Linked DNA regions of Mus musculus: regions 1 and 3 are each linked to region 2. A link is a loop called in an ENCODE intact Hi-C map of the cell type or tissue named here. Cell type or tissue: left cerebral cortex. All regions are shown on one strand.

Region 1 (8,000 bases), 490 kb after region 2:
ACTATTTTATACTTAAAAAAATAAGAGCAAGGGGGAAACTAAAAGGCACAGATAATCTCACCTCTGTAGGAAAACCTCTGGGAATAGAATGTGGCTGACAATCGTCAGCGTGGCAGCACAGACTTCAGTACACGTTTATTTAATTCCTTCATATTTTCACAACACATAAACCTAAGTTTCTCCTCATTTGTGTTTCGTTACAGTGTAAGAAGACATGTATGAATGCACCACAAACAAAAACTGACCAGATGCAAAGAACACAGCTCTCCAAGTATATGACCACAGAATCCCTTCTCAGGGAAAACGCATCTAGAAATATCCAGAGGCACCGAGGTCCATGGAAGAACAGACTCACAGTTTCCTAGGTCAGAGGCATCCCACATGGCTGCTGGCTGCTTGCTGTTTCTTACCATGCTGAGGCCTACACTAGCAGTATAAAACCATGGCCCTCAAAGTCTGGTGCTGAGCAGGAACCAAGGCAGTGGCCCCAAACAGTGCCACGTCTTCCTTCACTGCCACATATGTGCAATCATTCAGCTAATTTATCTGACTGCCCCAGCTACAAGTTTGAATTCTCAACTCCGTGGGGCAGGCCACATTAGCAGCCTATGTACAAAATGAGACAGCACAGAGAACATGGCACCCTCTCTCAAGTGCTGCGCTGCCCTTGACACTACCACCTGGACAAAGAGAAAATGGCTGGCTGTGCCGTGATTTCAACTGCAAGCTCAACTGCTGGCTCCCTCTCTGAGAACCACTGTCACTTCAAATTGTGAAGAAGGTAAGAAGGTATGAGATTATTCAGATCTGTTGCCTAACAGACATTTATCAACACAAAGAAAAGACCTCATCACTTCAAGGGAAATACGGCAATAGCTGTCAACAACATAATTCAAAACTTTAAACAAAAATTTAAGAGGTTAGGAAAACCTGTGCCCACACCCATGAGTGTGACAGCTTCTTAGAGCAACACACTTTAATGACTTTTCATTTGGGATTGGTGATGCTGCGACCACCTTTTAAAAATGCTGTACAGCTACTGCATCAGTACTTGGCTATCTCAAGCAAACACTCTCATTCAAAGAAGATGGATAATATAGATGTAACACACTTCTAAAGGTTCACAGGTGAAGCTTAGACTCCACACTACAATTAGCTTTTAAGAAACCATTATATTTGCCAGGCGTGGTGGCGCACACCTTTAATCCTAGCACCCAGAAGGCAGAGGCAGGCAGATCTCTGAATTCCAGGCTAGCCTGGTCTACAGAGTGAGTGCCAAGACAGTCAGGACTACACAGAGAAACCCTGTTTCAAATAACCAACAAAACAAAACGAAACCATCGTATGTTGATTTTTGGTGAAGGATTGAGGAAAAGCATCCCCAACAGTCTTTTTAAAGCCTATTAAATGCTTTTCCTGGGGCTGGAGAGACAGTCATGGCCATGAGCACTGGCTGCTCCTGTGAACCTGGGCTAGGCTCCCAGTGCCCACATGGGGGCTCTCTAACCTTAACTCCAGTCCCAGGGGATCCAACGTCCTCGTCTGAATTCCTCCAATACAGGTCACTATGCAGTACACATGCATATATGCAGATAGAACACTCACACATATGTAAAAAACCAAAAAACAAAAAACAAACCCTTCCTTTTCAACTGTGTATCTGTGCAGTTAATTTTTCTTCCATCATTTCAAGCAACATGTCACACTGGAAGAGTGGATACAAACTGTCATATTGTACTGCATGAATGGATATAAAGTGTCCTACTGCACCAACAGATACAGAATGTACTACAAGAGTGGATGAAGAAGCAGGAAGTGGGAACCTGACCTGGCTCTTAGCAAGCAAGACATTAAAGTTCTGCAAAACTGCAACAATGCAATCTATAATTTTCCTATTAAAATTTTGGTAGGTGGGAAATATTCTTATTAGTTTAAAATGCTATATTTATGCTAATATGGGGTATGGCCCCCCTCCTTTCCCTACCCCATTAAAAAAAAAAAAAGAAAGAAAGACAGTGCCTTGCCATGTAGCCCAAGCTGACTTAAATCTTGTAATCTTCATGCTGTAGTCTTAGTCCTGGAAGGATGGTCATAGTGGATATTTCTTAGAAAATGTTATTAAATTACATCTCTATTTAAATACTATGGTATCTTGAGTATTTTTAAGGGTACCAAAAATGTTGATACAAGGGTGGCGAGATGGCTCAGTGGTTAAGAACACTGGCTGTTCTTCCAGATGTCCTGTGTTCAGTTCCCAGTAACTTCGTGGTGGCTCACAACCATCTGATTTTGAGGCCAGCCTAGTCTACATAGTGAGTTCCAGGACAGAGCTACAGAGTGGACTCTGTCTCAAAAGCAAACAAAAATATTACTGATACAAACTGTTAGGAACTGCTATCATAGAATATAACTTCAGGCTAAGAATACAATACAAAAAGTGATATAAGTTCACCAACATTGGAAATACTACATAGTTTTAGATGAAGGCCAAGTAGAGATGTCAAGCAGAGAAGCTAGCTCACTGTTTCAAAGTTGAGAGCATTATTTTCCTGAATAAAAGTGCCACTGGTTTAGCAGTGTAGGGAAAGGCCTGGGTAGATTAACATGTTAATACACACTGCGACATCTGTGTCCTCTCACTTAAGACTGTCCTAAGCATTGGCTTCAACAGCCAGTGAATGAATCTCAGGTACAAAGGAGGCGCGTGCTTGAATGAAGTTACCAGAAACTTTCCTTCCTGAAGGGACTCTAACACAATTCTATGACTTTCTAAGGAAAATAGGCTGCAGCACACCACAGCCTCTATAATGGTGCCACACTGTATTACATAAAGTCACGGTGTTACTCACAGGGCCTAACTCCAAGACGTGTCATTATAAAAAATGCAGAGGAGGATAATTAGGACTATACTTTTAAGAATTACACAAATAGTTGAGAAAATAAAGGTCAATTTCCTCAACTCTATATAATCTTCAATTTTTAAAAATAGATGTAAATTTTTAGCAAAACAAGTATTTTATCAAACAAATTATGATACATTTTTTTTATGATGATGCCATCGATTGTTCTTTTCTGTAAAAGAGACAGACTGGCTTCTGTGCACTCCGTTACTCACTTGTAGTCTCTCTCCCAGAACTTGACAGGCCTAACATAGGAAGTGATGAATATGGCGCTGCCCAGGAAGGGGTTTAGTGGCGTGGAGAAGAAGGCCGACACTATCGCCTGGACAAAGAGCATGGCCGAGTCTATGCGGAAACAGTTAAGGAACAAACACCACAGACAGGAAAAGGAAGGGGGAAAGGCACGTATCAGCCTTGGGCTGATACACTCAGGGCTCCCTTTACAGACGCCAAACCCAGAACTTGGGGCCAAATGAAAAGGCTCTGCAGGTAAAGACGCTAGGAGAGAATTGGCTTTTCCCTGTTGTCTTCTGACCTGTACATGTGCAACACACAAATACTGAAATACATTAGTAAAACTTTAAAAACAGCATTACTTATTACAAATCCTTAATCTCTGCTTGTATTTGGTTCATCTGTGGGTTGCACAAACTAAATCAGAATAGGGCAACGGTCCTCCAAGCCTGAGAGGCTTTGCCGGCTTGTCACAGTCCCTGGCGTGTCTGCTGTAGCCTGACGTTCTCATCAAGGATATGACTAGCCATTCTCATAAACTGTAGTGAAGGATACGGGGCACTGCAAAGGGCTGAGCGAAAGCATGGAACGCAGAGCCCCACGTGATCTGCCAGGGAGCGACATAGGTGTACACGAACTGCAGCTTGTAGAGGAGTTCCCAAAGCTGTGAGGAGAAAGAAAACGCTGTCAGGAAAACTCTAAGCAGGTACTTCAAACAGAAGACAAGCAGCCTGTAAGATGTGTCTTCTTCCTAACAGGAAAATGGCACTGAAGTCATTTTCCCATCACATAGCAAGACAAGATTTATCAACTGCCAAAACACTGGCATCAATTTGATACGAAGATTGTTTTCAATGTAGACATGGACTTATGGATTGGTGTTCTTAAGAGTTCTGTGCCCTCTTCTGGCCAATCACAGCATTACTGCTACTGCCAGCAAACCGAGGAGTAGAGGCAACAGAAACTCTACCTGTCTCTAATACATGCATGTATTTTATCCCAGGATACATTTCCCTTGAACTTCAACCCTTTGGAGTAAATATGTTCCAAATGTAATGTCACAAGGAACCAGGAGAGAAATCTAATACTGAACAGCAATTTCTCTTTGTACTCGACATCTGTCTGAACCTCATTGCTGCCAGTGGACACAGTCCACCCACATGTAAGTCTTTTTTGATTGTGGCTCTTATGGGTTTAATATGCTCCAAAATAACTGCTGAGAGAGGAAGACTATTACTTAGAAGCCAACAGTCAAATGTAACACCAGCAGAAACCTTGCCAACCACGTCAGCAAGTGGCGAGTTTCTTTCTGCAGAGGCAGATGTGCCGTGATAGATTACCTTGCTGAACAGGATGGACATGAAGAAGAGGTCCAGCAGCATCGTCTCTGAGAAGGCTTCATAGTCAAACTTGAAAAAGAGCACAGTGAAGATGACGGTGATGTACTGGTACGTGGGGCTGCTGAAGGAAGAGCGTAGCAGCTTCAGGCCAGCGATGGTAATCATCAAAGCACCCAACCTGTAGCAGAGACAGGCACAGCCCATCAGCCTGTGCTGCAAACACCCAGCATCCACCAGCCAGAGGCCAGCACATGCTCCATAGGCTTTTGATAGAGACCAGACAGACGTCTGGAACTGATGTACAGAAGTGGGGTGTGTGTGTGTGTGTGTGTGTGTGTGTGTGTGTGTGTGTGTACACAACTGTAATCCCAGTACTCAGGAGATCACAGTGGCAACTCCTTTGTCTCAGGAAATAGATACACAATAACAGTGATCTCTATGATAAGTTTATGAAACCCTGAAAGGCATGAATACAACATTCTTTATTAGTACACACTATGAATTTTATCTTCTACATAAATAAGCATGTTTAAAAAAAAATAAAAGTTATAGTTCTAAAACCTGGTTCTCTAGCTTTTCAATTTAATACTAGCAGCATTTAATACATGAGAAACATGTACCAACACTCCCTAACATGGAACTAAAACTACCGAGTCTGACTGAGGATAACTGTGTAGGCAAATGACCCCCTACATGGTCTGATGTGCACAGTACACAGCAGCCACCTCCCAAACCTGCCATTTAATATTCAAAGCTAACTTTACTTGTAATATTAAAATTATGGTTTCTCATCTATTTTGCATAAATGCATACATATGTGTGTGCACGAGCACACTTGCCATAACGTGTGTGGTGGTCAGAAGACAACTTGCTGGAGTCGGTTCTCTTCTTCCATTCCGTGGGTCCAGGGATTGGGCTCAGGTCATGAGGCTTAGCAGCAGGGACCTTTACCTGCTGAGCTATCTAGCAGGCACCCTCGCATAAAATACTGGTTGGCATTAAAAAGTCAAGAACAATAAAAGTACAGTGATGCCCCCCAAAAAAGGGGAAGACCAAGACATCTTCACCTGAGCGGTCCCTCTTCTGATGCCGTGTGACAGAAACATGTTTAGTGGCATCTGACCAATGATTCAAGATGCTTCACCACGTGTGTAAGGTGTTGTTTATTATTGTTCTAATCTAAGGACATGGATCGGGTGACTATATACTCACTCTGTATCTAGTTTCTTTGGGCTGGCAATTGTCTCTGCACTGCTGCTAAGCTCGTTGAGGACAATCAGTGGATAGATGATATTCTTCTCCACAAAAAGAAGCCACACATGAAGTTTTTCGAACCACATCATAGTGGCTGCATCTGAGAGGCAACAAGTCCAGAGATCACAATGCATACAGTGCTCAAGGCAGTCGGGCATACGGTAAGCAGAAAGGATGGCCTTAGGACTCAAGTTTAGCTCAATGCTATGAGTACAAAACCATACGAAGCCCGTACTTCAATGTCTACTTTTATGTGATCGACCGCATGCATGCAGGCATACACACGTGTACACACACACACACATTCAGGTGCACACACACGCATATGCACACGCATACGCAAATACACAGTTTCTGACCTAGACATAACTCATACTTGGCTAACTTTACTTTTATAAGCTGTTGTGTAAAGCTACGTGTCACCCCGGGGCCTTAGCACATAGGAGCCAACTGTTCACCATGCACCCGCATCTCCAGCATTTCATTTCTTGAGATCTTATTTTTCACTATAATTTTTCTCATTTTCTACATTTGTATATAGGAAAAGTTGCTAAAGGTTCTCGGGCTGTACTCAATCCTAGATAAGTAAGCGCTACTAAAGCACCTGACTTCTCAATAGGAAAGTCTATGCTCTAGATGCACACACTCATAGTTTACAGTCACCCAGCTTATAAGGCGTTTCTTCACTAGTGGCATATGGTGGTTAAGGTGGTAAGCTCTTTGGCTCTCTAAAAGCACTACGCCAGGCTGCTAGGCAGTCTTTACATTTCTAATATCAGTACAAAGAAAAAACCAAAACACCCCCCAAAACAAAACAAAACCAGTTTAGTTCTATAGTTCAGTATTTTCAAGAAGTCAAAAATGTTATGGCAATTCAAAATCTGTAAACATTTTAGACTGATTAAAGCAACCAATAAAACTATTGATTTTAAAAATGAACTATTTGGTATATTTATATATAAAAGTGGGAAATGCTTCATCATAGAAAAGCAAACCAGAGCCTGTCTCTGTGGGCTACGTTTCCGGTGCAGAGGCTGGCAGCACCAGCCTCACAGTCTCCTTTAGTTTCCCTTACTAAAAGGTCTCCAGAGCATCGTCCCACTCTCTGCTCATTAGTATTCGGTGGCCTCTCCAGCGTCCAGGCTGTGGGCAGCACCAGGACCACACGGCTTCAGTCAGGTTCATTAAGAGGCCCATTGTGAGAACAGAAAGTCAACTCTGCTACAGCTTCAAAGGCTTCAATGTTCTTCAAAAATATCAACTCATACTCAAATGACTGGCTGAGTCACCCTCTTCACAGTACTTCACTCAAGTCCAAGGAGGAAAGCTTGCTACATTCAGTCACTTGTGTGTAGCACAGCCCGTCACAGGACCAACGGACAAGGAAGAGTGAGTCAGAGTTTACAGTGGAGGGAGAAGCTGGCTGAATGGACAGGCCTTCCTCTCTTCTCCAGTCACTTCACTGCTTACCCAGATCTGAGCAGAAATTACAGAAAGGACTGTCACTACTGTTCTTAAGTAAGACAGTGTTTCTTGTGGCATAAGGGACAAAGGCCTTCCTTCCTTCCTTATGCTTAAATTAAAACCTTTCAAATGGAGGACTGGATGGGGACTGAGCTGCTTGTATACTGATTAGGGAGAAGATGGATCGGGGACGTTAGAGAAGTCACACGCCAGACACACTAGGGACAGGTGTGAGAGGTAGAGCAGGAAGTGTAGGTCTACTCTCGGAAGACGGCCTGGGAGCACAGCTGCTGCTCTTTTAGCAGAAGACAGTGCCCTGCAGGCGACACTTCACCGGAAGCTTCAAACCCACTGCAAGAAGCCAGAGCTAAAGCGTGACTCAATGCTGTCTGCTTAACTCACCACGGGCATACCAGAGTGGGCAGAGCCCGAGGGCGGCAGAGACATACTCACTTCGGACTTCATACTGACTGTGCTCGGCTGTCCTCAGCAGAGGCCGGGAGAAGCAGTGCCAGGGGAGCTGCTTCCTCACCTGAGGCAGCACATAATGGGTTACAAGCCCCACAACACCAACCAGCGCGTACAGCACGTACTTGAGAGCAGGCTGAAAGACAGACAGAGTTCAGGGCGAGAGGAGGTGAGGAGCCCTCGCTGGCTTCATGACCAGCTTCCACTTTTTTTGGTTTCAGTTTTCATCCAATAATGAGGAACAGTAAAGTTAATCTTAGAATCAAACAAAACAAAATTTGTTTCTGTATTTGTAGGGTTTTGTTTTTGTTTTTTTTTCCTGCCTAAATAAGCCACCACT
Region 2 (8,000 bases):
TGTTTCTCTGAGTACTCCCTATTTCTCTGCTCTGCTCGGTCTCCTCTCTTTACATCCCTGCTGCCATGTTTTTTCTATGTTGAATCATCCTCTTGACTTATTCTCATGTTTTCAAGGATCTATAAACAAAACACATTACCAAAAATGTAAATCATAATATAAAAAAGGGATATTCAAATGGGCAGTGTTGTCAGGAAAGCTTTTCCTCTTGAAATAGTCACTAGCATTTCTACTATGGTTTAAAGGACAAACTTCATATTGAATGGCAAGCTGTAAGTTAAGACTACTTCTATAGTTGGAAAGAGGAAGTGGGCCCGCAGGTGATAAATGGGGAAGAGAGGGTGGTGAGTGGTTAAAATGTCTTGTGTCCACACACAAAGCTGTTGTGAGTGTACACAGCTGTGTTAGCTAACATACTATAGCTTCGAAAGCACTTCTAAGAGTCTGATGTCTTTCTTGAAAGTTCTGACATCTAGAGTCAACCTTGCATTTGTATAAAGATTGATCAAATCACTTACCGTTGCCTGCATGGTTACCATTCAGAAGAAACAATGTCTCACTTTAAGCACTACAGAGCAGTCGTTCTTAACCTGTGAGCCGCGACCCCTCTAAGCCGAAGGACCCTTTTAGAGGGGCCATCTAAGACCATCCACATGTCAGCTATTTATATTACCATTCATAACCGTAGGAAAATTACAGTTATAGAGTAGCAACAAAAGTAATTTCACGATCTGGGTCACCATATCCTGAGGAACTGTGCTGTATTAAAGGGGTGCGGTGTTAGGAAGGTTGAGGATCTAGACTTTTACATATATACACAGAAGAATCTGAATTACTCAGAATTTCAGAAACGTCCCTCAGCTGCTGTCTATAACTGCTGTGCACATCACAGAATCAGAACCATGAATTGGGGAGGAAGCACGCTAGCCAGTGTCATTTAGCATGACTGGGAAGTAACTCCATTCTGCACAGAGCCAGTGCTTGGATGCTGAGTGGTACTTGATAAGTTAATTTGTCTCATCTCAGCCATGGGCACTCACACCGAACACTCAAACCCTTCTTACATTAGTGATGTCTGTCTCCAATGTAGGCAGCTCACAGCTCTTAATCTATGAAGCCACTGTCATGGCCTCTTTCTTTGTAAAAACAGAAAACAGCAGCATTACTGCAAAGCCTGGCGGGCGGCAGTGGACAGGTTATCAGTTCAGAGTAACAAGAGATGCTATGTGGACACTGGGAATGTGCCCTGGGTTTCAGAGACACCTGGTGTCTCCTTTCACACCTTATGCCCATGGGTGATCCTTGGGTAGGCGCTGTAAAGAGTGGTGTCCCTCCTGCCCAGGCTGAGTGGCCTCCATGAGCCTGTGCTAGGCCAGGCATGGAGAAATAAGAAGGTATGAGAATGGCCCAAGCTCAGAAGGGAGACAGACCTTTTCAGGTTCCTACAATGGTCACAGCACTTGGGGGGCTGGGGAGGTGACCCTTGAACATCTAATAAGTGAGCAGGGGACTTCAGGCTGGGCATCTCCTTTCAGACCCCCCAGCTCCTATGTCGGAGCAGGAGGGCAGGAGACCATTTGGGTAGCTACCGAAATTGGACTCTCCTTTCAGCTTAGCCACACTAGGCTGGGTCTGGAGCATGAAGGGAGGGAAACAACGAGACATTTCTTATGCCCATTTTATTCATTATAGCAAGGATCTATGTAGGCATATATTTTTCACAACCTACTTTAATAAGAGTTCGACTTCCCCTCTAGCAGAGGTAGTGGAAAAGAAAGGTTATTAGGATAGGGGTGAAGTGGACCTCTTTAGAAATAGTTCTTTGGGGGCGATTCCCATCTTCATTGTTTTCTGTCAACTAGCAAACACCAAACATAAATCAGCAACTGCAGTCCAGTCCAGTTGGCAGGCAACACACCGGGAACAGCAAAGGCAGTTCACTCCAGGGGATAAGGTGAGGTTTGCCAATCGGCCAAGTCCAGTGACCAGAAGTCGCAGGACTCTCACAAGAAGTTATTTTGGTGGGTTTCTCTCTATGAGGTCACTACAAGCGAACTTCAGCAATGCAATGGAAGGTGAACCAATCTATGCGTGTCATCAGCGAAGGCTTGCAAGGCAGTGGAGGCAAAGCAGCTGGCGCTCCCACTCTCTGTGGGGCCATATTTATATTCTTTCTAAACATTGGGCATCCTTTCACCTGTTTGCTATAGCAAAACATCCTCTCACCTGTGTCTCCTTCATCAAAACATTCTCTCACGTGTCTGCTTTAGCAAGACATCCTTTCCCCTGATTGTCCCAGCAAAACATTATAACCCAAGTCTTCAAAGAAACCAGAAATTTCCACTTTAGATCTACTACATACATGTAATGAATCCTGATGCCTGACCCTTTTCTCTCCCCCTCGTTGGTTTTTCTTGTTTGATTTGTCTTGCGTTTTAAACAAGATCTCCTCCTCTGTAGCCCAGGCTGAACACAGCCTTAACCAGATCCCTCCTGTTGCAGCCTGAGTGCGGGAATTACAAGCATGCGCTGACGTCACCCCTGCTTTCCTCCAATCATGGAGAACCGCATCAGCGGCTTCATCGACATCAGCGTTTGATGCCGCTGGACCGCCTTTAAAGGAAGGGGTAGTATGTGTTTCTGCACCTCAAAGCCTAGCAGTCTATCTAAGATCACTCTATGCTTTCTGACTTCCCTGCCCCATAATTCCCAGGGGCAGCTTTCCAACGGCTTCCCTCCGCAGTGATGTTGAGGTTTACAAAAGCTGGAAGTGCCTTCCGGGGGGTGGGGGTGGGGGGAGGAATCTCCACAGAGATTCTTTCCTTCTTGCCCTGGAGCAGAAATAACCTATCACCCCCACCCCCACCCCCACTCCCTCCCCGCCACGACTCCCTTCCCTCCTCCCCGGTTCACACAGCAAGACCTCTTTTTTCTCCGCCCTCTAGAGTTTCCACCACCAAAAAAAATATTTTTTTTTAAAAAAGATGCAGTACTGAAGGGGTCAGTTTGGCCAGTCCCACTCCTTAGCGCAGACTCTGATGGGGCTATGGTACTTCTTGAAACTGAAAGCGGGAGAGACGCCTGCTTGTAGCCATTAAGGAAACAGCCCAACTGGCTTGGATGCCGGCCCAAACACAGACAGCAGAGGACGCTCACAGCATGCTGTTAAGCCTGCACGGGTGCAAGTTGGTGCTGGGGGACGTTCTGGCTCCGGAAAGTTCAGTACTAAAGTGAATGGCTACACACATACCCATGGCATCTTCTCTCCTTGGCCCCTCTGTGATTTTCTCCTAAACTCACAACCTACATCGCTATCACATGCCACCTTTTGTGTTCCTGACAAGCAGCCTGGAAGCTGGGGACATGAACTTCGTTTCTAATTTTGTAGAGATCTTTCCTCCTATGAAACTTCTCTCCCTCCTCCTTCTGAACTTTGAACTGTAAAACTGTCAGAAGAGCATGGGGTGGGGGGGGGGGAATTCCGCTGGGAGCGGAAGTCTCTGAGCAGCAGGTTTTGGTAATGAGGCTACTCACCTCTTTAGTGAGCTATCTAAAGAGACCTTGATTTTGGTTTTGGCTGGTGTAGAGGGGAGTCATTTAAGTAAATCTAATTGACTCTTTCTTCTCCACCCACCCACCAAAGGAAAGAGGGTGACCCCAACTCATGCCTCAGTGAAGCCCGTGAGTTACCGTCCTTTGCTGGTTCAGCCCACACAGAGGAACTGCTATGGGTCCCACGAATACTGCACATTCACTCTCAGAGCATCACAGAGTCTCTGCCCCAGGTTTAACGGGATGCTAGAGATCTCAGCAGCTTGCTGAGGTGGAGAGACCCACCCTGGATAATGTTCATCAAGGGATTCCAGGTCTGTCTCTGCCTTGTCCCTCCCAACAAAGCCTGGACTAAAGGAATGGGGAAAATAAATGGTGTGAGGGGGCAGGCACAACCTTGAAGAAATGTATAGTCTGGACTAAAGCCTCAGAACCAGCTGACACTCCCAGAGCTGCGGCATCCAATTTGAAAACAACGGGGATAGTCTATTGGGTGGCCACAGGTCTTGTCCGCAGCTTATCAGCACAATGGGGGCCTCACTGAGACATATGACACTCCTGGAGGGATAGTGGCTATTGTGAAGGCTAACCCGGCATTAAAACTCTTCAACAGATGAAAACAACCGGTGAAAAGATGAAAATTGACCTGAGACAATGACAAGTCTCATTCCAACCCTAAGAAAAATGTCCTAGTATTGGATGCCTGTGAACTCAGGCCGACGCAGCCTTGAGCTATGTCAGGTGATCAAAAACAACATTCTAGCCTTAAGTGATAAGAATCTTATCAAACCCATAACCAAGCAGCAACATTGTGTTCATTTCGGCTCTTGGAACAGAATCCAGGTAAAGGTTGTAACTGAGAAGCTACTGAGACGAGAGGCCAAGCAGGTGCCATCCAGTGAGAAGCTGGAACGCGCTTAGTGCTGGAGGAAGCATCAAGGAGGAAGAAGCCATCTCTAAAGAGAAAGAGAAGGGTTTTCCTCGGGGTCCTGGGGACAAGGTCCGGCACAGAAGGCTAGAGGTCTGGTGAGTGCAGAGATTTAGAATCCAACTGAAATGAGTACAAACTTGTGAGAGTGAGGGGCTGACTCCTTGGTTTCTGGGTCCTGTCTTCCCTGGCCGGAAAGCAGGGATGTGGTGTGTTCTTGGCAGAGTGCCAGGATTGCAAGGCCTTCAAGAGTGTGCCTCTGGATGGAAGCTGGAGAGAGGTGGAGCCTGAGTTGGTGTAGAACTTCGTAACACTGCAAAAAAGAACATTTGAGGCAGATTGCGACTGTGACTCTTGGCTGTCAGTAAGGCTGAAAAGGTGACTTCCTGTACTTGCCTGCACTGGCTGATTGTATTTTAGGCATTTGCTGTCTCCTCTGCAGAGAGTTTAGGGTCGAGCTCTCCCTGCCTTTGACCATCAGAGAGCTGTGCCTGGTGGGATGAGGGTCCTTTCCACCGCTGTTCTACAGGATAATCCAAAAGCAGGGCTAAAGTGCCAAAGTAGGTCAGGGTGAGATTGTCCCTAACGTGACACAATGGTCAGCCCTGAACCTTTAAGTGATGCTCAGCCTTCAACAGCACACAAACTGTGGAGACAGAGTGGCTAGGCACAGTTAGAAGTTGACAGGCATTCACACTGGAAGTGGCTGTTCCTTCTCTCTTTGGACAACATGCTTCTCAGAGGGGACACAGTGACACCAGGAGGCACTCATCACCAAGGTCACCATGGATCTCATTCACTGTCTTTTGGCCTAGTTGAGATTACTCAAGTCTGCTCCTAGCTGTTCCTTAGGAGTAGGCTAGTCCTCTGGCAAGCTAAGGCTTTGGGTGCAGCTGATACAGGGTGCTTGAGAGAGGTGGAGGTAGTTAGAACAGATCTCCCACACTGAGCAGCACACACACACACACACACACACACACACACACACACACACGGGACTTCACACATAGCCAGGCTGCCTCTTAGTACCACCAGACAGCAGGCAGAGGGAGTCACAGCTCTGCGAACTTGAATCCTGGCTCATCCCTTCCCTGGCAACAGAAGTGTGGTTCTCATGGGTGCTGCAGAGAAAATCAGGAGTGTGACTTCCCAGGGCCACCTCCCTCCTCACTGCCCTCCAGGCATTTGCCCTTCTGCTAAGTCCTTAGGTGGCCTCAAGGAGGTCATAAGGTGTCCTAGTTTATTCCCTCGGTTGCTATGGTAAAAACGCGGACCAAAAGCAACTTGGAGAGGAAAGGTTTTATTTGACTTACACTTCCTCAGCACTGTCCATCGTTGTGGGATGCAAGACAGAAGTCAAGGCTGGAGCAGAAGCTGAAGTTGCTTTCTGGCTTGCTTCCCATGGCTTACTCAGTTTGCTTTCTTATATAATCCAGGCCTACCGGTCCAGGGGTTGCACTGCCCACTGTGGTCTGGGTCCTTCCCACATCAATCATTAATCAAGAAAAAGGCCCATAGACATGATTACAGGCCAGTCTGATAGAGGCAACTTCTCAGTTGAGTCTCTCTCTTCCCACATGTCCTGGATGTTTGTGTGTGTGTGTGTGTGTGTGTGTGTGTGTTAACTTGAAACAAGCCAGAGCATCCCTCCATCAGCTCCTGCCTCCAGGTTCCAGCCCTGCCTGAGTTCCTGTCCTAACTTCTTCCAGTGATGGACTATGATCCGGAAGTGTAAGCCGTTCCTTCCCAACTTGCTTTTGGGTCAAGGTGTTTTTATCGCCGTAATAAAATCCCTAATTAAGATCAATTGGTACCAGTGTCGTGAGGTATTGCTGTGACAGCCCTGACCACAGTTTGAGAAAGACTGTGGAAGGACTTTGAAACTTTGGGTGAGAAGAGCCATTGGGTGTAAGAGCTCTGGGGGATGATCTGTAGGATCTTGGAAGATAATGTTGAGAACAGTGCAAATGATAGAGACCTGGCTTGTGAATTTTCAGAGGGAAGATTAAAGACTATCAGGATTGTTTGCTACTTTAAGATTCTGTGAGGATTCTTAGCGTGGGCTGAAGATTCAGCTGTGATTAACAAGATACTAGAACTACTAAAGCAAAATATTTGCATTACTGGGACAATTGGTGCTGGGTAGCTGGAGCTAAGGAATTAGCAATGATTAAGAAGAGACCAATGGGCTGGAAAGATGACTCAGTGGTTAAGAGCACTGATTGCTCTTCCAGAAGTCCTAAGTTCAATTCCCAGCAACCACATGGTGGCTCACAACCATCTGTAATGGGATCTGATGCCTTCCTAAGACAGCTACAGTGTACTCATATACATAAAAATAAATATTTAATATATATCTATATATGTGTATATATGTATATATGTGTGTGTATATATGTATGTATATTGTTGGGAGCCGCGCCCACATTCGCCGTTACAAGATGGCGCTGACAGCTGTGTTCTAAGTGGTAAACAAATAATCTGCGCATGTGCCAAGGGTATCTTATGACTACTTGTGCTCTGCCTTCCCCGTGACGTCAACTCGGCCGATGGGCTGCAGCCAATCAAGGAGTGACACGTCCGAGGCGAAGGAGAATGCTCCTTAAGAGGGACGGGGTTTTCGTTTTTCTCTCTCTCTTGCTTCTCTCTCTCTTGCTTCGCTCTCTTGCTTCTCTCTCTTGCTTCTCTCTCTTGCTTTTTCGCTCTCTTGCTTCTTGCTCTCTTGCTTCTTGCACTCTGTTCCTGAAGATGTAAGAATAAAGCTTTGCCGCAGAAGATTCTGGTCTGTGGTGTTCTTCCTGGCCGGTCGTGAGAACGCGTCTAATAACAATTGGTGCCGAATTCCGGGACGAGAAAAAAACTCGGGACTGGCGCAAGGAGGATCCCTCATTCCGGAACCAGAACTGCGGATCACGTTTATAAAGGTTCCCGTAACACAGACTGTTGAGAAGGATTCAACTGCCGAATTCAGAACTCATCAGCTGGGGAACGACGGTGATAAAGGTTCCCGTAAAGCAGACTGTTGAGAAGGATTCAACTGCCGAATTCAGAACTCATCAGCTGGGGAACGACGGTGATAAAGGTTCCCGTAAAGCAGACTGTTAAGAAGGATTCAACTGTATGAATTCAGAACTTTTCAGCTGGGGAACGAGGTAAGTCTGATCTTGAACTTTCTAACGAAATTCAAGACAGTCTATCAGAAGTAAAGTGGAATATGTTTGGCCTTGAATTTTTTCTAGTGTTAGAAGCCCTTTTGTTCCTTTTCACATGTTATATAGTGGTTAAGATAGGGCTGAAAATTCTAGAGGAAATTCAGGACAAGCTATCAGAAGTAAAGCGGGGAGAGAGAGTAGGAACAAAAAGGAAATATGGTACACAAAATAAGTATACAGGCCTTTCCAAGGGTCTTGAACCCGAGGAAAAGTTAAGGTTAGGTAAGAATACCTGGAGAGAGATTAGAAGAAAAAGAGGAAAAAGGGAAAAGAAGAAAGATCAATTAGCGGAGGTCTCTAGGAGAAGG
Region 3 (8,000 bases), 130 kb after region 2:
AAAACACTCAGTATACTACACACTGTTGTTTTTTTCCCATGAGTAGAGCAAAATAAAAAAAAAAAAATTAAAACTAAGCACCTACTCACCCTTCTGGTAGAAGAACTTCCTGTAATAGTATGCGCCAAGATCCACGTGTTCCACGGTGTACCTTTTCACCCTGTCCAGATGCAGCATCAAGCTTTCCTTGGGCACTTCGAGAACTGCCACGCCCGCGTTGGTGCAGTGAGAGCTGAGGGCAGACTCAAAGGATGTGCTCTCACACCCACTAAATGAGCCAGAATTCGACTTGGACAGGCTGATCTTCCTCTCACCTTCTCCCCCAATCTCATTCCGAAAATACGGACAGCTCATGACGAGTTCATTGCTCTTGTCATCTCCCTGGTCCATGCCAAGGCTTCCTTTGGAGTTGAGGTCCTCTGTGCTGCCCATGGGAGAGCTGAAGCTGGCTGAGTGAGACAGAGGTCCGGAGACCAAGGATGCCACCGCAGCCGCCGAAGCTCCTGTTGTGGTGTTTCTCCTCTTAATCACATTATGTCTGTTCATAATGGCTTCATTCAAGTCAAACAATATGCTCTGGACATCATAGTGGGCAAAGCACTTTGGACATGTCCAGGGCCTCACAGAATCTTCTGATCTGTTGTCTTCAAGGTCTGATGATTTCCCGAGTTCTTCACCTTTGGCATTGCGCAATTTACGAAAAATGGACGAGTCTCCAGTCTCAGACTTAGAGCGTCGCTTGAGTGGTTTTTCCCTTTCCTTGAAAAGCCTGAGGTTCTCTCTCTGTGAGATGGGGCCATCGATCACATCCAAGGAGAAACCAGAACCCTTGCCCCCACCAGTGATGAGGAAGTCACTGAGTTTGGTTGGAGTTGGACCTCGGTCAGATCTGTCATCTTTATAGCCCTTTAACAAATCGAAGAAGCTGTCTCCGGATGTTCCCTGCTTGTCGATTGAAGATGTGCTGCCATATTCCCTGTGCAATGATGGCCCCGACTTGTAGGTTGGGGAGATACATTCATCGAAGCTATCCACATCAAGCTCACTTATGGTGATATCACTGTTGCTGCGCTGCCGAATTCTGCGAAGGGCTTTCCTGGGGGAACTGGGGTAGGCTTCAGGCATGAGGAATCTGGAGTCCATGCTCTCCGCTGGCCCTGTCTTGTTCTTCAGGGTGTTCTGTATGCTCTTCAGCATGGCTGAGTCATTGGAATTGAGGCTAACAGAACTCCCCTGACTCACAGGACTGCCTTTGGAGGACAGGCTCTCAAGGCAACTTGAGGTTTCTATTTCCTGGCTTGAACGGCTGGATTCTTTTACATTTTCCTTTCTCGGAGGCCAATCTGCTATTCTTGCCCTAACCCCCATCTTGGGGACCCCGGGGGTTGAGGTGATATGGTGAGGGCCTTCACTTCGAGGGGGCCCCACTGCAGCCATGACTGATGATCCTAGGCTGCCATTCTGAGAGCGGAAGCGACGCATGTAGAAGTCATCGGTGTGGACTTTGGGGGCGCCATCTGTGCTGACAACAGAGGCTCTGTCAGCGGTGACAGGTCTTTCGGTCTGCGACCGCTTCAAACTGGTCATGATGTAAAAAGCGATCACTTAAATCCCTGCAGAAAGGATCACCATGTTTGCGTTTTAAATATGCACTTCTGCTTTAGAGAATGGCTTCCAGAAAATACAGCAGTGGTGTTGAGATCTTAAGCCTTTTCATTTAAAAGGTTAAATGATGCCTTGTTTGCAGACGACAGAGAACCCAGATCTTCCAAACATTGTAATCCACAACAGTCCCTGTGCCTCACTCTAACAGCAGGCTTCCTTCAGTCCCTGTGCCTCACTCTAACAGCAGGCTTCCTTCAGTCCCTAAGACTGAGTAGAGCTTGCATCACTGGGGCTCTGTGGTCACCAGAATCCCACGCTTCCCCTAAAGAGAGGAGGACAACATGAAATTAGCATTTGACAAGCATACCTAAAATAAATATGCACCAGTCAAAATCAGGCACATGAAAAAGAGACTCAATACTGAATTGTGGCACACGGATCTAAAATCTACATTTTTAATAAAGCAGATATAAAGGAAAAATAAAAAAGTTAATAGAACCCATCAGTTAACATTGAAAGAGGCGCTATGACTACTTCTGTTTAGCTGAATTGTTTCCTAAGCTGGGAGGGAAGTACAGACTTCGGCACCCAGGACCTCTAGGAATGGAGACATCATGCCACTGTGCTGACCACAAGTTTGACCAACCTAATCAGATAATTAGAGCAATGCAGGGGGGCATTCTGAGAACACTAAAAACTGAACAAGACTTTATTGATTATGCTACAACACTCACTTTTTAAAACGTTTCATTTTTCAAATTGATACTTATTTCCCTACAAAAGCTTGTCATAGTCGGCAAGAGCAAATATACAGAGCACACAGAAATCGAGCACTCTTTCCCGGAGCCAGAGTACCTGAGGTCTTACTTACCCACACAGAGAACACTGCAGAGGAAGCCCGGCACTCACGGCCACCTTTTCCCAAGCTCACCTGACTTTCATCTACTCTCAGAGCTGGAAGTCTTTCACTAATTCACAAAATGCCTGCAGTTCCTTAAGCAGAGCAGCCTCCTCCACCCCATCAGTGCTAATTTATGAAGACGACCACAACGACGACGACAACAGAAACAAAATACTGCTCAGGGCAGCTGGCTCCATATCCTCCACCAGATTACAGAGAACGGTTACCATCCTTCCCAGGTGATGGACAGGAAGACGAACTTCCTCCCGAGCTCGTCAGGCAGGAGGCAGCAGGCACAGAGCCTGAGCACAGAATCCTGCATGGGTGCGCACATCCTGAGGAGAGAGGCAGAGGATCCTTTTCCAGCATTCCACAAATTACACAAGAGGTGGCCTTTAAATTCTTGCCAGATACATGTTTGGAAAGATGCTGCTGAAGCAGCACGGAGCTGACAGGGCGGCATTGTCTACAAATCACTCTCTGACACCGAGGAGGACCGCACACTGCATGCTGCACTCAATGGTAACAAGCACTTACTTCCACGATAATTAAGCATCTCGCTAGTCGCTTCCTGCCTCCAAGGCAGCCGGCTTTCATTTCTCCAGCAGCACGCAGAATCAGTTTAGGAAACTCGCTGCTATTTAAAGCTGGAACATTTAGGGGTGTTTCAAAAATGTTCCCTGCCTGCAGGATGCAAGGCTCTTGCAGGGTAGTCTGGTCAGCTGGGCAGATAAACGCCCATCGTTTTCCCTCACACTCCTCTGCCCCGTGTTCTGTGAAAAGGACAATGGGTTTGCACTGCTATCTAATTAGATCTGGCTTTTGAGCTTTCTAGATACTTCTACAGTCAGAGCGTTATGATTTCCTTTATATTCCAGAACTTCACACGCTGCTCTTCCAACTACAAGCCTTTAAACACAACACAGAGCTAACTGTTGCTCACAGCAGCAGCCGGGCCAGCATGTGCGGCCACACTGTGGTTAAAGAGGTAGCGCTTATAAAATGGAAGGGCAACTAATCCACTGGACTGATGTGAGCACCTGCCCTGCTTAAATAACAACAAAGAGGAGAACTCAATAAAGTAGCTTTCAAGGGAATCATATACTAGCATAAAGAATTCATATACTAGAAAAAAAGTAATTCTTAAAAGTCAAAGATGTTTTCAATAGTCTCACAGACCTACAGAAACCCAAATAAACCACCTTCATCCCATTTCTACAATGTCCATCCTCGAAATCACCAGTCGTATGTGACCAAAGTTCATTCTTAGCACATCTTAATTCCTCTTAGAAAATGATTTACTGCAGCCGACCCCTCCCCAACCCTTTGCTTTTGAGGCAGGGTCTTACTCTGTAGTCTTGGCTACCCTTCAACTCCAGGCCCTTCGCCTCAGCTTTCCCCAGGTGCTTAGATTACAGGCAATCACCACCAAACTCTGCTTGCAAACCTTTTTAAAGACAGGTGAGGTTATATTCACTATAGGAGTAAACTAAAAGCTAGACCTGAGACACAGTACACAGAACCAACCTGCAAATGTCCTATGTCCATCATCAATAGTTTTTTTTTTCTATATCATTTTGCTTTCTTACTTTTTAAAGATTACTTGTGTAAATGAATATTTTTCCTTTGTGTATGCATATATATACATATACATATATATATATATATATATATATATACACACACACACACACATACGCACACACACACTGCATGAGTCCCAGGATGCATCAGATTCCTTGTAAGTGGAGTCACAGAGAGCTGAGAGCTTCCACATGGGTGCTGAGAACCAATCCCAGGTCCTCTGTAAGAGTGAGTGTTCTAACCACTTAGCTACCTCTCCAGCTCCCCTTGCTATGGTTTAATATACTCAAAATGAAAAATTTCTTAGCAATTTAGTCTTATTATGATGATTCTTTTTATTTCAAAATACAGATGAGCACACGGGAAGAAAGAACACGGTTTGACAGCCCAAAGCTAAAGATGTGAACGGAGTTACTGACAATATTCTCTTCAGTTGTAATGGTCCAACCCCACCCTTCCTCACTCTTCCTTGCTCCCTCCCACCTTCTTTCTTTCTTTCTTTACAACATCAACTCCCTTTGAGATACAATATAGGTTTTGGCCACTTATGAGCAATATAGAAATAAAGATGCTTATTAAGCTACCAGCTAAAACTCAGGCTGTCTCTCCACGCAGATCAATAACACTGCACCTGTTCCTCACGAGTGGGCCGAATTAGCAAACATGCTGACAATCATTAACAACAGAAGCAAACCTAACCAGACCTGCCCAGACATGGTCGGATATGGTCAGCCCAACGGAGGTACATGGGATATGGCAGCAGAGCACTGCAGCTGCGCATGTGGAAAGAGCGGGCATCAGAAAACCCTTTCCTGCTCCTGTTTACTCTCACAGCTCACCATACCGTGTACTTCCACAGGATCCACTTAGTCAGACTCCTAATCCCATCACTCAGCCCAGAGCTCAGCTCTCCCAGGGGAAAGTCCTCATCACCTAAGCTCTACACAATTACCTCCCTCTGCTGACAACCACCTCTTCCAGAGGAGCCTGCCTGTATGACTGACTTTGCTAACTTACATGCCATGCTTGCCGAGCGCTTGAATGGGTGCTGGGGATCTGAACTCGGAGTCCTCACATGTATACAGCACGCACCTTACCTCTTGAGACACCTCCCCAGTTGTCTATTCAGTTCCATTTAAAGCTAGTGAACAGTGGTGGCGCACAACTTTAATCCCAACACTTGAGAGGCACCGGCAGTTGGTTCTCTTAGTTCAAGGCCAGCCTGGTCTACAGAATGAGTTCCAGGACAGCCAGGGCTACACTGAGAAACCCTGTCTCAAAACAAAACAAAACAAAACAACAACAAAACAAGCAAACAAACAAAAAAACAACAACAAAAACAAACCTAGTGAACCTGATTTATTTTCACACTGCTCCTTGCAAGGCGTGATGAACAGCGAGTGTTTCAGGGTGAGGCCGAAGGCATGGGCGCAGCAGAATACAGACATTACGGTGGGAAGCAGGCCCTGCGACGGCTCAGCTCTGTGGGTAGGCAGTATGCACAGAGACAGGTACTCTAGCAATACTATACTAGACAGGCTATTCGGCTGACCTAGAATTAACTACCTACCTCTCAGCTATGAGCTCTAAATTTCTGGCCATGACACTTGCTATCATCCTTCTTTGTAATTTCTAAAATTAATTACTACCAAGCAGAGAAATAAATGAACAGTGAAGGACAGTATAGATCTCAAGGAACTACATAAACAGAGCAGCACTACAACTTTCTGTGTGCCCAGGCAGGGCATGAAGGTAAGCCTAGGGGTCCCCCAGGAGAATGTACAATGGGTGGGGTGGGTACCAGAGGCTGCAGCATCCCAGGCTGTACTTTACAGCTCTCCAGTGCTACAGCCAAATAGGGATGGTTGAAGATGACCCAGTGATCTCCCAGGACAATCTAGGAAGAGTGAGAAACGCGGTGTGGGGCAGCCCGCTATCCCAGGGTAGGTGCTCAGCAGGAAATTCTTGTCATGGTTTCTTCAACTGTGCTCAGATCTAGTTATTTATCCACAGAAGAGTTCTGGAAGCAAGTAAGGCAGGGATACTATGATCTCTCTCAGGACATCATCATCCATAAACCTTGTTGAAACTTAGAGATTTATAGATTAAAAGTCACTATCGACTCTATCCAAACCAACAGATTTTTCTTCCTTCCTTTTTTCTTTTTTTGTTTTTCTTTTCTTTTTTTGCAACAGGATCTCATATAGCCCAGCTTGTTTTAAAAATTACTCTTGGCTGAGGCTGGACTTGAACTCATGATTCTCCTTCCTCTGCCTCCCATGTGTGGTGGTTACAGGTATTACATCACCACATTTGGTTCTAAGAAGCTTCTTAATTTGATCACAGACTCATCAACATAAAGTAGCCCAGTGTCTGTCTGTCTGTCTGCCTGCCTGCCTGCCTCTCGCTTGAGAGCGTGCACACACACACACACACACACACACACACACACACACACACACAGAGCAAGTTTACCAGAGGATTTATGTTTATCTTTGGATAGATTCTAACTCGAGGCTTTAGTTTTTTATCTTCTAAAATGAGCAAGTGTTATCATCTACAATCAGAACAAAACTTATTAGAAAAACATAAATTTGTTGCTAAAAACACAGAACGTGATCTGGGAATGTAGGGCATTGAACAGACCTTCAAATAATAATACTGATAAAACACGGCCCCGTGTTAATCCTCCATCATTCAAATCAGTGCACAGTCAAACCTGAACAGAGCAAGTGCTTCCATGAGATGTCCTTGTGCTAAACCTTCCAATTACAATGAACTGGAAGAGGGTTAAGAGAGCCCGGCCACTTTAGAAAAGAGATGTTTACAGTATCTGAATAACGGCTACATGGAGATGACTAGCTTAGCTAATCTCTTCCTCACTGACAAATGTTTTCTTTAGATTTCATTTTGACATTGAGTCCCTTCACAACCAGTGTCTCCACTTCAACCCTTCCCAAGACTTTAGTGACCCCAGAAATCAGACAAAGCTGGCAAACAAACACAGGTGGTCCCTTCCTTGGGTTGAATCTGTCCTTGTCACCACTCTCCTTCTCTAGAGCTTTCAGCTAAATGATGTCACTGTGGCCTCGAAGAGCAGCTTTCTGGAGAGCAGCACTGAAGAGCACCAGGCACTGGCAGTGCAGGCAGGAGCCAAGGAGACTAGCAGCATAGTCACAGGAGCTGGTGTGACCTGGGAAATGCTTTCCCTCCCAGCACCCACTGATTAATGAATGCTAATAAGGATTCTCAGAGGAATCAGCCTCAGCAGGAAAGCTTCTGCAGGCTGCCAGCTTGTTAGCTAGGACCCACCCTCCTGCACAGAAAGGCACATTCCAGCCTCAAATCCCTGCAGCTATCTAGTTGAGGGAAGAGAAAAGTGATGTGTAGAAACCAGACAGCTCAAGAAAGGAGCCTCAAAATGGCTTTGTTAAGAGCATGGTGGGGTTTTTTTTTTTGAACATTATATGTTCTGAAGACAATTTAACAAAGTGCACTTGAAAAAGTACACCACAGTTAGCTTGAAGAGTCAAGGGGCAGCAAGAACAGTCTGTTCTAAGCACAACTCAAATCCAAATCAGCGGGCCTCAAGAATTAACAGCAGCAGCTCCTACAGTGCACTCAGGATTCTAGAACATCACCTAAGGAAGACTCTAAAAGAAAAGCCTCCGGATAGACACATGGAATCCCTCCCTCCCTGTTAGTAGCACTTCCTCAAACAGACTGCAGACAGTCCGATCTATTCATCACTGCATCTGGATGCCCACACACAAGCTGTGACTAAAGGCTCTATATGGAGGGACTCTGTCATATGTCTCAGTCCTCATAAGCAGCCAGTGAGTTGAGGATCTCAGACTCCACGAACAGAGAAATAGTTCAGAAGGGAAATATCACACCCAGCAACACAAGG

The links. Hi-C counts contacts between places; a loop is a spot of excess contacts. Peaks named below come from ENCODE experiments on the same cell type or tissue, not always from the same donor. Only the 100,000 strongest peaks of a DNase experiment are listed, where the experiment ranks them.
Region 1: it touches region 2 in a loop (3-fold over the local background); 8 of 42 quality-filtered maps call a loop at or near these places.
Region 3: a loop joins it to region 2, with 4 times the contacts of the local background. A loop is called at or near these places in 2 of 42 quality-filtered maps.

Annotation. Positions count from the first base shown.
Region 1 is chr12:81,971,042-81,979,041 of GRCm38, reverse strand. Pcnx (pecanex homolog) reads right to left here. Exons shown (of 36, transcript NM_018814.3): 20 at 7,646-7,796; 21 at 5,687-5,828; 22 at 4,475-4,652; 23 at 3,690-3,798; 24 at 3,116-3,245. Among named protein-coding and RNA genes, the nearest start is that of Gm30799, 95 kb to the left of the region's middle. In left cerebral cortex, CTCF peaks have their summits at 1,481 and 4,036 (motif pointing left); DNase peaks (open chromatin) are centred at 4,045, 7,075 and 7,596; H3K27ac peaks cover 1,083 bases.
Region 2 is chr12:82,465,334-82,473,333 of GRCm38, reverse strand. No RefSeq gene overlaps it. Among named protein-coding and RNA genes, the nearest start is that of Gm30966, 7.4 kb to the left of the region's middle. In left cerebral cortex, CTCF peaks have their summits at 3,136 and 5,529; DNase peaks (open chromatin) are centred at 2,539, 3,134 and 5,487; H3K4me3 peaks cover 1,106 bases; H3K27ac peaks cover 638 bases.
Region 3 is chr12:82,334,589-82,342,588 of GRCm38, reverse strand. Sipa1l1 (signal-induced proliferation-associated 1 like 1) reads right to left here. Exons shown (of 21, transcript NM_172579.3): 2 at 90-1,927. The coding sequence starts at 1,587. Among named protein-coding and RNA genes, the nearest start is that of Sipa1l1, 27 kb to the right of the region's middle. In left cerebral cortex, a CTCF peak has its summit at 6,336; DNase peaks (open chromatin) are centred at 1,891, 3,004, 7,188, 7,874 and 2 more places; H3K4me3 peaks cover 2,120 bases; H3K27ac peaks cover 2,855 bases.